Regions from separate parts of the Homo sapiens genome. Here all the other regions are linked to region 1. A link is a loop called in an ENCODE intact Hi-C map of the cell type or tissue named here. Cell type or tissue: ovary. All regions are shown on one strand.

The links. Peaks named below come from ENCODE experiments on the same cell type or tissue, not always from the same donor. Only the 100,000 strongest peaks of a DNase experiment are listed, where the experiment ranks them.
Region 2: a loop joins it to region 1, with 2.6 times the contacts of the local background. A loop is called at or near these places in 31 of 110 quality-filtered maps.
Region 3: it touches region 1 in a loop (4-fold over the local background); 3 of 110 quality-filtered maps call a loop at or near these places.
Region 4: a loop joins it to region 1, with 3.0 times the contacts of the local background. A loop is called at or near these places in 33 of 110 quality-filtered maps.

The regions. Positions count from the first base shown.
Region 1 is chr1:15,425,636-15,428,135 of GRCh38, reverse strand. EFHD2 (EF-hand domain family member D2) reads right to left here. Exons shown (of 4, transcript NM_024329.6): 2 at 2,118-2,265; 3 at 852-986. Among named protein-coding and RNA genes, the nearest start is that of CTRC, 12 kb to the left of the region's middle. RefSeq lists enhancers at 277-1,175, 1,176-2,076. In ovary, CTCF peaks have their summits at 732 and 943 (motif pointing left); a DNase peak (open chromatin) is centred at 975; H3K27ac peaks cover 1,145 bases.
Region 2 is chr1:15,127,560-15,130,059 of GRCh38, reverse strand. The region is part of intron 1 of TMEM51-AS1 (TMEM51 antisense RNA 1); the gene reads left to right. Among named protein-coding and RNA genes, the nearest start is that of TMEM51-AS1, 24 kb to the left of the region's middle. In ovary, a CTCF peak has its summit at 1,355 (motif pointing left); a DNase peak (open chromatin) is centred at 1,349.
Region 3 is chr1:15,740,355-15,742,854 of GRCh38, reverse strand. It overlaps SLC25A34 (solute carrier family 25 member 34), which reads right to left. Exons shown (of 5, transcript NM_207348.3): 5 at 1,463-2,500. It overlaps TMEM82 (transmembrane protein 82), which reads right to left and starts at 356. Exons shown (of 6, transcript NM_001013641.3): 1 at 208-356; 2 at 1-20. The coding sequence starts at 295. The region is part of intron 1 of SLC25A34-AS1 (SLC25A34 and TMEM82 antisense RNA 1); the gene reads left to right. RefSeq lists enhancers at 1-775, 1,177-1,246. In ovary, a CTCF peak has its summit at 1,291 (motif pointing right); a DNase peak (open chromatin) is centred at 1,294.
Region 4 is chr1:15,133,537-15,136,036 of GRCh38, reverse strand. All of the region lies in intron 1 of TMEM51-AS1 (TMEM51 antisense RNA 1), which reads left to right. Among named protein-coding and RNA genes, the nearest start is that of TMEM51-AS1, 18 kb to the left of the region's middle. In ovary, no CTCF peak of the experiment used is centred here; no DNase peak of the experiment used is centred here.

The DNA.
Region 1 (2,500 bases):
CCTCACCAGCTCTGGCCCTGGGTCAGGCACTTCATTCACCTTCCTGAGCCTCAGTTTCCTCACTTAGAACCTGGCACCCAATAACTCTGATCTTAGGGAGTTGTTGAGAGGATTGAAATAGAGAACCTATATTCTGTGGCTGCTGCAAAGCAAGGGCGCTCGAAGGGAGTCGCTCAAGCTGCTGCCATCCTGATCCTCTGCTTCCTGTCCGGGGAGCCCAGCGGCACACCCAGTTCCACTGATGAACCCTGAAAAGTTCCACCAATGCTCCGAAGCCCAGAGGGTGGTGGGAGGCAGTCTCTGGAAGGAATGTTCTTAGCAAGGAAAGAGAGAAACAAGGCGGGAGAGCTGGGGCCCCGGGTGGGCAGGACCCAGGAGCCACTAGATCACAGGTGTCTCCTCCATCTGAGAACCTGCTGAAAGGGGAGGGTGTCATGCATGCAGGTGGTCTCTGAGCCCGCAGGCTTCCTCCTAGGCTGGGGCTGGTGGGATTGGTGTCTACCGGGGACCCTGGAGAGCCAGTGCTGTGTTTCTGGGCCTGCCCTCCTAAGGCCCAGTCCTCTGTGTTAGCAGCTCTGTGTGCCAGGGCCAGGGCACCTCAAGGTAATCCCTGTCCCCTTTTCAAGAGTACACCCCCCTCACCCACCCCCTTGGCGGCTGCCAAGGATCTCAGCCAGGAGTGGGAGAAGACAGAAGACAGAGCGTGTGGGCCTGGCCCAGCCTGGCAGGGAGTCAGCTCCCATCTCTGTCTGCAGCCTCAGCAGGGACGGGAAGGGGACCTATTAACTTCGCACCAACCCAGGGTCCCCTTGTCCTGGAGCGTGGGTCAGGGCACCCCTTGGGCTCCTCACCTTGGCCTCAAAGAAGCTCTTGGCCCCCTTGACACCCTCACTGGAGACGTCGATCTCAGAGAGGCGGGCCAGCACGCACAGCCCGCTGTCCTCCTGAAGCTCCCCGGCCGCCGCCTTGCGGAAGATCAGGAGGAACTGCAGCGGGGAGGGAGGCGCGCGGTGTCAGGAAGGGAGGGAAGGAGGGGAGCCGGAGTCCCTGGCCGCACCCAGGCCCCAGCCTCAGGCCTCCCCTGCAGAGAAGGACTGGGGGGCAGTGAGCTGGGTCTCGCCCCTTGCTGCTCCCGTGAGCCCCTTCACTGGGCCTCTGCCCAACTGTACAATGGGAGGAGATATGACTCATCTGCCACCCAGGATGCTGGCCTACTGCAGCCCTGACCCGCCCACACCAGCTCCCGACGACACGGCCTCAGCCTACCTCTTACCTCTGTCTCCCGCTGTTGCCCAGTGAACCTACTCTGCGTTCCATGTATTGAGTCCTACAGGTGTCATGACAGAATGAGGGAGCCTCCATGACAGTAAAAGACACCCCAAGTCTCAGCGCCTGAACGTGTCAGAGGGATGGAACCCTGCTCTCGAACTCTAAGCTGTTACCCTGCACTGCCCACACCTCCCGCCCAGCCACTCGCACTCCCCCACCTGCCCCTGCCACCTCTCTCCTTCCCTGCATCCTTCATGCTTCCTGCCAGACCTCCTGGGCCCCAGTTGGGCCTCGAGTCCCCACACCTAACCCTGTGCTTCCTGGGGTCCATCCCTGTACTTCCTGGGGTCCAGTATCATCGCTGTCTGGCTTGGGCCTCCATTTCCTTCCCTGCGAAACCGGCTTGCCCCTAGCTCCTGTCTCGGAGTGAGATCCTGGGCGTGAAGTCACCCAGTGCCGTGGCCCTCTTCCTCTGCATCACAGCCCTGATTTCCTTCTGTGGTGTCTCCCCCTCTACACTTCCAGGAACCTTCGAGCACAGGGCCTTTCTCTACCCCAGAGCCTGCACAGGGTCAAGTATACAGAAATCGCTCAATATATGCTCCCTATGTGAAGGAAGGGCTGTCCCTCCCTCCTCTTCCTCCCCGAGAGGATCTCAGAACCCTCCCTGGTGCCTGCTGTAACAGGCCCTCTGAAGCCTCACTCAGCCAAGCAGCAGCTGCTCACAGCTGCTGTTCAATGGCAATGTCATTCATTCATTGACAAAGGGTGGGGGTTGGTCTCTCCCGGGCCACCAGGTCCTCAGGTGAAGCCCCTGGTAGGGGAGTGGGGCTGGGGGCCGGGCTTACCTCCCGGAAGCTCAGCTTGCTGTCAAAGTCCTCATCCACCTCCTTGATCATGTTTTTCAGGCCCAGGTGGGTCTGAGGGGCCCCAAGTTTCTCCATCATGAGTTTTAGCTCCATCAGGTCGATGAAGCCGTCCCGCCCGGCATCATACCTGCAGATGCAAAAAGAGAGGACATCTTGGCACTGGCTCAGTCAGAGAGGCCGCAGGCTTGAGTGCAAGGAGACTGGGGGATCAGAGGGCATCTCCTACCAACCATAAAATCCCGTCACTGTTGGAAGGGACCTCAGTCCAGGCAGAGGACCCATATGTGGCTCAGCTCCTGCTTGGTTACCTCTGATGACGGGGAACTCACCACAGGGCCTGGCAGCCTCCTGCATGTCGAATA
Region 2 (2,500 bases), 300 kb after region 1:
AGTCCCACACGTTGCTCTATCTCACCCAGCCTCGTCCCTGAGGATCAAATGTTACCTACCTTGATGAGCCACCTTGCCCAGTGTGTGAGTTTCCCGTGGCTGCTGTAGGAGATTGCCACAAACTTGGTGGCTTATTCTTGCACGGTTCAGTGGCCAGAAATATGACATGGGACTCACTGGGCTAAAATCAAGGTGTCAGCAGGGCTGTGTCCCTTTCAGGAGGCTCTAGGGAGAATCCGTTCCCTTGTCCTTTCCAGCAGTGAGAGGCTGCCGGCACTCCTTGGTCTGTGGCGCCTTCCTCCATCTCCACAGCCAGGAATGGAAGTTGAGTCTTTCTCATGTTGCACCGTTCTGACCTTTTCAGTAGCCACACTTACCTCTGACCCACTTCTTTCTCCTCCTTCACCCAGCGTTAAGGATCCCTGTGGCTACATAGGGCCCCCTGGATAATCTAATCTAGATATTCTTCCTATTTTTAGGTCAACTGATGAGCAGCACTCATCTCACCTGCAACCTTAGCTCCCTCTGCCATGTAAAGTATCACAGTCACGGGTTCTAGGAACCAGAGTGTGGGCCTCTGGGGACCCATCATTCTGGTGACCATGGAGTCCTTCCTTGAATCAGTTTTCATGTGACCCAAGGGCCTCCCCTTTCTCACAGGCCACACCTGGCTGCCTGATTGTCCCTGGCAGGGGGGTCCTGGCACCCAGAGGAGGAGGCGCTCCCCATATGCCCAGGGGCCAGGAGGGAGGCTCATTAATCGTGTAGGAACATGAAGAGGAGGCAGGCGGCTGGACAAAGTGATGTTCAGGGTCTTGCTTCGAGGTTCCCACGTGTGTGTCTGACTCCCTGGGGCTGCCCACGTGGTCCTGTGGTCCTGTGGTTTTACTCCAGGAGGCCACCTGCCTGCCACCCCTCAGAGGAAGGGAAAAAGCTGCCGTTTCACGTTGGAGCTGCACGCACAGAGGAAGACCTCCTGCCTGGCATCAGGCCATTCCTCAACTCATCTCCTGCTGGGTGGTCTATCGTCCTCACAGCGTGCTGGGCTCAGGATCTGGGCCTCCTGGCTGGAAGGGAATCTGGGTGGCTTAACAGGTTTTATTTGTCCTGAGGCCAGCTTTCAAATTTTGCCGACCCCACTGATGTTTCTGGCATCCTGTGGAGGAAAGAAAACAAAAGCCATTTCCCCCCCAAAAGCCACCTTTTGGGATTGCAGACAGCTGGCAGGGATGGTGGGGGGCCCTGCCCACCTGAAACTTTGTCTACTGGGCCTGGATCTCTGAGTGGCCTAGGCTGCTTTGGTCCTTCTTGAGCTGAGCTGGGCTAGGCTGGTGAGGGGCGTATTGTCCTGCCATCTAGTGGCGAGTTCTGGGACTGCGAGCTATAATGGCCCAGGCGCTGCCTATAGTGGAGCCATATATACCAGGGCGGTTGGTCCCAGGCCCCTGGTCATGCCACAGAATCACCAAAGGAAGTTTAAAAACTACGTAGGCTCCAGACTCACCCCACACCTAGTGAATCAGAAATCCCGAGGCCTGGAAATAAGCATTTTAACTTTAGCGTGTAGATTCCCTAGGCCCTATCTCAAAACCCTAAATTATTGGCTTTGGAGAAGGACCTAGAAATCGGAACTTTTAACAAGAGTACTCCAGTGACTCTCGTGAGCAGCTTGACTTGAACACCACCCATTCAGCTGCCCACAAGATAAATGAGGCAACTGTGGGATGTAGATTATTTTAAAAGCTGATACAATATTCGATCGTATTACTAGGAGCATAAAGTCCAGGTTAAGGGAGGATAGCAGTTAAAAACATCTGGGTTCGAATCCCTACTTTTGATACTACTAGTTATGTGACCCGGGGCCAGTGTCTTAACTTTTTCCTGCCTCTGTAAAGTGGGGATAAGAGTACCTGTCTGCCAGGATTACAGCAAGGACTCAATTAGATCTCATGTAAAGGGCACAGGGCCTGACCCTTGGGAATTGGGCCCTTCATTACGATTCCACTGCTTGGGCCTATGTGGGAGCACGGTGTCCTTATTCAGGGATGTATTTATGAGAGGATTGTCCAGAGAAGGAAGAGATGGAAGGGGAGACCATGGAAGAAGGACAAGGGGCATGGAAAAGGCTTGAGGGTCTGTAATGGGGTTGGGGGAAGGAGATGTTTTGGGAGGGAGGCATTTATGCTGCTTAAAAAAAATAACAGGCCAGGCGCGGTGGCTCACGCCTGTAATCCCAGCACTTTGGGAGGCCGAGGCGGGCAGATCACCTGAAGTCAGGAGTTCGAGCCCAGTCTGGCCAACATGGCGAAACCCTGTCTCTACTAAAAATACAAAAATTAGCCGGGTGTGGTGGCTCATGCCTGTCATCCCAGCTACTCAGGGGGCTGAGGCATGAGAATCACTTGAACCCAGGAGGCAGAGGTTGCAGTGAGCCAAGATCGTGCCACTGCACTTCAGCCTGGGTGACAGAGCAAGACTCTGTCTCCCCAAAACAAAACAA
Region 3 (2,500 bases), 310 kb before region 1:
TCCAAGGGCCCCGATCAGGCCTGAGGGGGCGGGAGGGAGGCAGCGAGGCAGCGTGCAGGGGTGTTAGGAGGGCAGGCTTCATTGGTAGGGTCAGAGGGGGCGGCCAAGGGGCAGGGGTGTCGGGAGACCAGGTGGGTGGGGTCCACCCTGCACTGCAAAGAGCTGGAAGGGGGCGGGGCCAAGGCAGGAATGGGGCGAGGTGCTCACCTTGCAGGAGGGAGTCAAGGAGGCTAGAGCCCCACTCGAGGGAGGGGAGGCCGGGGAGCCAGGAGGGGAGGGATGGAAGAGAGAACATGGCAGCCCCGGAAGGAGCCCCAGCCTCCGGCCAGGTCTGCGTAAGGACAGACCAACGTCACTGGGCAAAGGTGTCGGTGGAGGGAAGGAGAGAGGCTGGGAGGGGTCAAAGGCCCAGGGGAGGGGAGGGGAGGAGAGCCAGGGGTGTTAACCCTTCGAGGCCCAGAAGGGCAAGGTCCCAGCTCCAGGCACACGGGGTGCCTGGAGCCAGCTGCTGCCCGGGCTCCCCATTTGGGCAGTGTGGGGTGAAGGGACAGGTGTCTCTGGGCTGGTCTCTGGTCTCTGTCCCTGCTAAAGTCTGGCATCCACTTTACTTGAAATCTTCCTTGAGGGAGGACAGGCGCAGTGGCTTACACTTGTAATCCCAGCACTTTGGGAGGCCAAGGTGGGCAGATCACAAGGTCAGGAGTTCGAGACCAGCCTGACCAATATGGTAAAACTCTGTCTCTACTAAAAATACAAAAAATTAGCCGGGCGTGGTGGCAGGCACCTGTAATCCCAGCTACTCGGGAGGCTGAGGCAGGAGAATGGCTTGAACCCAGGAGGCGGAGGTTGCAGTGAGCTGAGATCACACCATTGCACTCCAGCCTGGGCAACAGAGCAACACTCTGTCTAAAAAAAAAAAAAAAAAAAAAAAATAGCAATCTTCCTTGAGGGCTTGAACCACCCAATGCCCCTTCGAAGTCCCAGGCTCCATCTGTCCTGCCCCGCCTTAGGTGTGGGTCCTGTCCTCTTGCAGCCTGAAGTGTGGGCTCTGACCCTTCAGCCCAGGGTCTGAGAGTAGGGACTCTATCCCCCCATAGCCAGAGATCAGCTGTGCCCTCTCAGCCTGAGGTCTGGGGCTCTCTTCCCCCACAGCCAGGAGGTCAGCTCTGCCTGCTTTTTGTAAGGTCTGGTTCCAGCTTCCCAAAGCCTCCGGCTCTGACTCGGTGTGGAATCTCCTGCAGCCCGAGCCTGCCTGAGCCTTCTCCTCCCACAGGCCGGGGCCGCCCTTCCTGATGCTCCTCCCTGGGTCCACTAGGTGGCAGGCCTCACCTGGGTCCAGCAGGGCGGAGCTGAACAGGTGGACCACGGCTCCCATCCTGCTTTCACAAACAGAAAGGGCAGAGGGAGCAGAAGGTGGGGGTCAGGGATGGGGGAGACTGAGATTCACCACAGAGGAGGGTCGTTGAAGTAAACAAAATATAAAACTTTATTGGTTTGGAGTGTGCAGTAGCAGGTGTTCCTGGGAGCGGCCCTTACAGACTTGGGGTGTGGCTGGGAGGGCAGGTGGGGCTGCTCGGCAGCAGTCCTGCCCCTGCCAGGGAGTTGGCATCCATCTCTGCAGTGTGAAGGTCGGTGCGGCGCTGAGAGCACACCCACGGGGAATGGTGCTCAGTCTAGAGAAAGGCCCAGGGTCTGCTGCTGGCCCTGCCACGTCGCTTCCCTTTCCCGGGCCTCAGTCCCGGGAACAATGGGCACCTGGACTGAACAATGGGCACCCGGAGCTTCTTTCAGGCTTGTCAGGATATGTGCAAATGCCCACAGGGCGGGCAGCTGGGAGGCCCTCCGTGAGAGCCCTTAGATGATGTTGGCTGAGGCCAGGCGCGGTGGCTCACGCCTGTAATCCCAGCATTTTGGGAGGCCGAGGCGGGCGGCAAGGTCAGGCATTCAAGACCAGCCTGGCCAACACAGCGAAAGCCTGTCTCTACTAAAAATACAAAATTAGCTGGGCATGGTGGCGCACACCTATAGTCCCAGCAACTCGGGAGGCTGAGGCAGGAGAATCACTTGAACCTGGGAGGTGGAGGTTGTGGTGAGCCGAGATTGCACCACCGCACTCCAGCCTGGGCAACAAAGCGAGACTCCATCTCAAAAAAAAAGATGATGTTGGCTGAACTGCGGCCCCTGCAGAAGTGCATGTTGAAGTCCTACCCCCTAGTAGCTCAGGATGTGACTGTATATGGAGATAGGCTCTTGACAGAGATAATTAAGTTAAAATTGGGCCAAGTGAGGTGGCTCATGCCTGTAATCCCAGCACTTTGGGAGGCCAAGGCCAGTGGATCACTTGAGGTCAGGAGTTCGAGACCAGTCTGGCCAACATGGCAAAACCCCATCTCTACTAAAGATACAAAAATTGGCCGGGTGTGGTGGCACACACCTGTAATCCCAGCTACTCAGGAGGCTGGGGCAGGAGAATTGCTTGAACCTAGGAGGCCAAGGTTGC
Region 4 (2,500 bases), 290 kb after region 1:
CCTAATCTCAGGTACCCAGGGACACAAAACACTGCGGAAGGCCGCAGGGACCTCTGCCTAGGAAAGCCAGGTATTGTCCAAGGTTTCTCCCCATGTGATAGTCTGAAATATGGCCTTGTGGGAAGGGAAAGACCTGACCGTCCCCCAGCCCGACACCCATAAAGGGTCTGTGCTGAGGCGGATTAGTAAAAGAGGAAGGAACGCTTCTTTGCAGTTGAGACAAGAGGAAGGCATCTGTCCCTGGGCGATGGAATGTCTCAGTATAAAACCCGATTGTATGTTCCATCTACTGAGATAGGGAAAAACCGCCTTAGGGCTGGAGGTGGGACAGGCGGGCAGCAATACTGCTCTTCAAGGCATTGAGATGTTTATGTGTATGCATATCTAAAGCACAGCACTTAATTCTTTACCTTGTCTATGATGCAGAGAACTTTGTTCACGTGTTTACCTGCTGACCTTCTCTCCGCTATTATCCTATGACCCTGCCACATCCCCCTCTCTGAGAAACACCCAAGAATGATGAATAAATACTAAGGGAACTCAGAGGCCGGCGGGGATCCTCTGTCTGCTGAACGCCGGTCCCCTGGGCCCCCTTTTCTCTTTCTCTATACTTTGTCTCTGTGTCTCTTTCTTTTCCAAGTCTCTCGTTCCACCTAACGAGAAACACCCACAGGTGTGGAGGGGCAACCCACCCCTTCAGCTTTGTCTGTAAATTGGGAGGAACAATTAGATGCATTGATCTTCCCCAGAGATAATTGGGCTACCTTGGAGCCATTGTCATCAATGTTTAGGGTTTTCTAGTAACCATTCTTCCATGGTTTTTGGATGCAAGCTTTTATTTTTTAAATTTATTCTTTTTTCAACTTTTAGATTCAGCAGGTACATGTGCAGGTTTGTTACAAAGGTATATTGCGTGACGCTGAGGTTTGGGGTTTGATGGAACCCGTCACCCAGGTAGTGAGCGTGGTACCTAACAGATCGGTTTCAACCCCTGCTCCCGTCTCTCTCTCCTCCCTCATAGCCTCCAGTGTCTGTTGTTTCCATCTTTATGTCCATGTGTAGATGCCAGATGTCACATTTACTCTATTCAACATTCAAGAGACCATTTTGAGGCCGGGCGCAGTGGCTCACGCCTGTAATCCCAGCACTTTGGGAGGCCAAGGTGGGTGGGCAGATCACTTGAGGTCAGGAGTTCAAGACCAGTCTGGCCAACATGGTGAAACACTGTGTCTACTAAAAATACAAAAAATTAGCCAGGTGTGGTGGCAGGCGCCTGTAATCCTAGCTACTCGGGAGGCTGAGGCAGGAGAATCACTTAAACCCAGGAAGCAGAGGCTGCAGCGAGCTGAGATTGTACCACTGCACTCCAGCCTGGGGGACAGAGCAAGACTCCATCTCAAAAAAAAAAAAAGTCAATGTCCTTATGGTAATCTATAATGCCCTACTGATGCCCTCTGCCTGCCTCACTTCTCTGACCTCAGCTCCTACCCCCCTCCCACTCACCTCACTCCAGCCAAAAGGTCCTCCTCAATGTTCTTCAGCCCGGACCCCAGTGCCTCTGACCCCAGGGCCTTTGCATTTGCTGTTCCCTCTGCCCAGAATAGGATATCAAACAGTGTCATCTTAGACGAGATCTCTCTCCAGCTCTTGGCTTCACCTCTTCTGTACTGTCTTATTCTTAGGCAGCCTCTCTTTTTCATTGTGGTGCCTCTGGCTCCTCCAGGCTGTCATCCTCCAAGGGGAAAAGAGAGTATTTCTCTTGGCCAATAGTTCAATATAAGTCCTGGAATGGAATCGTATTGGCTCTGATGAGGTCACATGCTCATTGCTGACCCAATCTCCAGGGACAGGCAGGAGAATGGAACACGAAGCTCCCATGCTTCACTGAAACCACAGGGTTCCACGTGGAATACGGGGAGGGAACAGGTGGGCTGAACTTGCAGCTATGATCCAATACTAATGGTGACAATAAAAATGATAACAACAATAATAGTAGTGGCAGCCAGCATTAACACAGTGCTTGCTCTGGTCTCAGCAGCAGGAAGGCGGGAAAACATCTGAGACCTGGGCCAGATGCACCTGTCAAGGTGTCTTAGGAAACTCTTACCTTGGGTGTGCAGTTGGGCTGAGAAAGCAGTGATATCCAATCTTGTCCACATGTTAGCAGCTTCTTTTAAAGAATAACTGTGGGACCCACCTCAAACCAATTGAATAGGAACCTTCTGGGGTGGAAAGGAACTCTAACATTAGGGTTTTTAAACTCTCCAGGTACTTCAAACATGCCTTGGCTCTGTATATTAGTCCGTTCTCACGTGGCTATAAGGACATACCCAATACTGGGTAATTTATAAAGGAAAGAGGTTTAACTGACTCACAGTACAGCATGGCTGGGGAGACCTTAGGAAACTTACAATCATGGTAGAAGGGGAAACAAACACGTCCTTCTTCACAGGGTGGCAGGAAGGAGAATGAGAGCTGAGTGAAGGGAAAAGACCCTTAT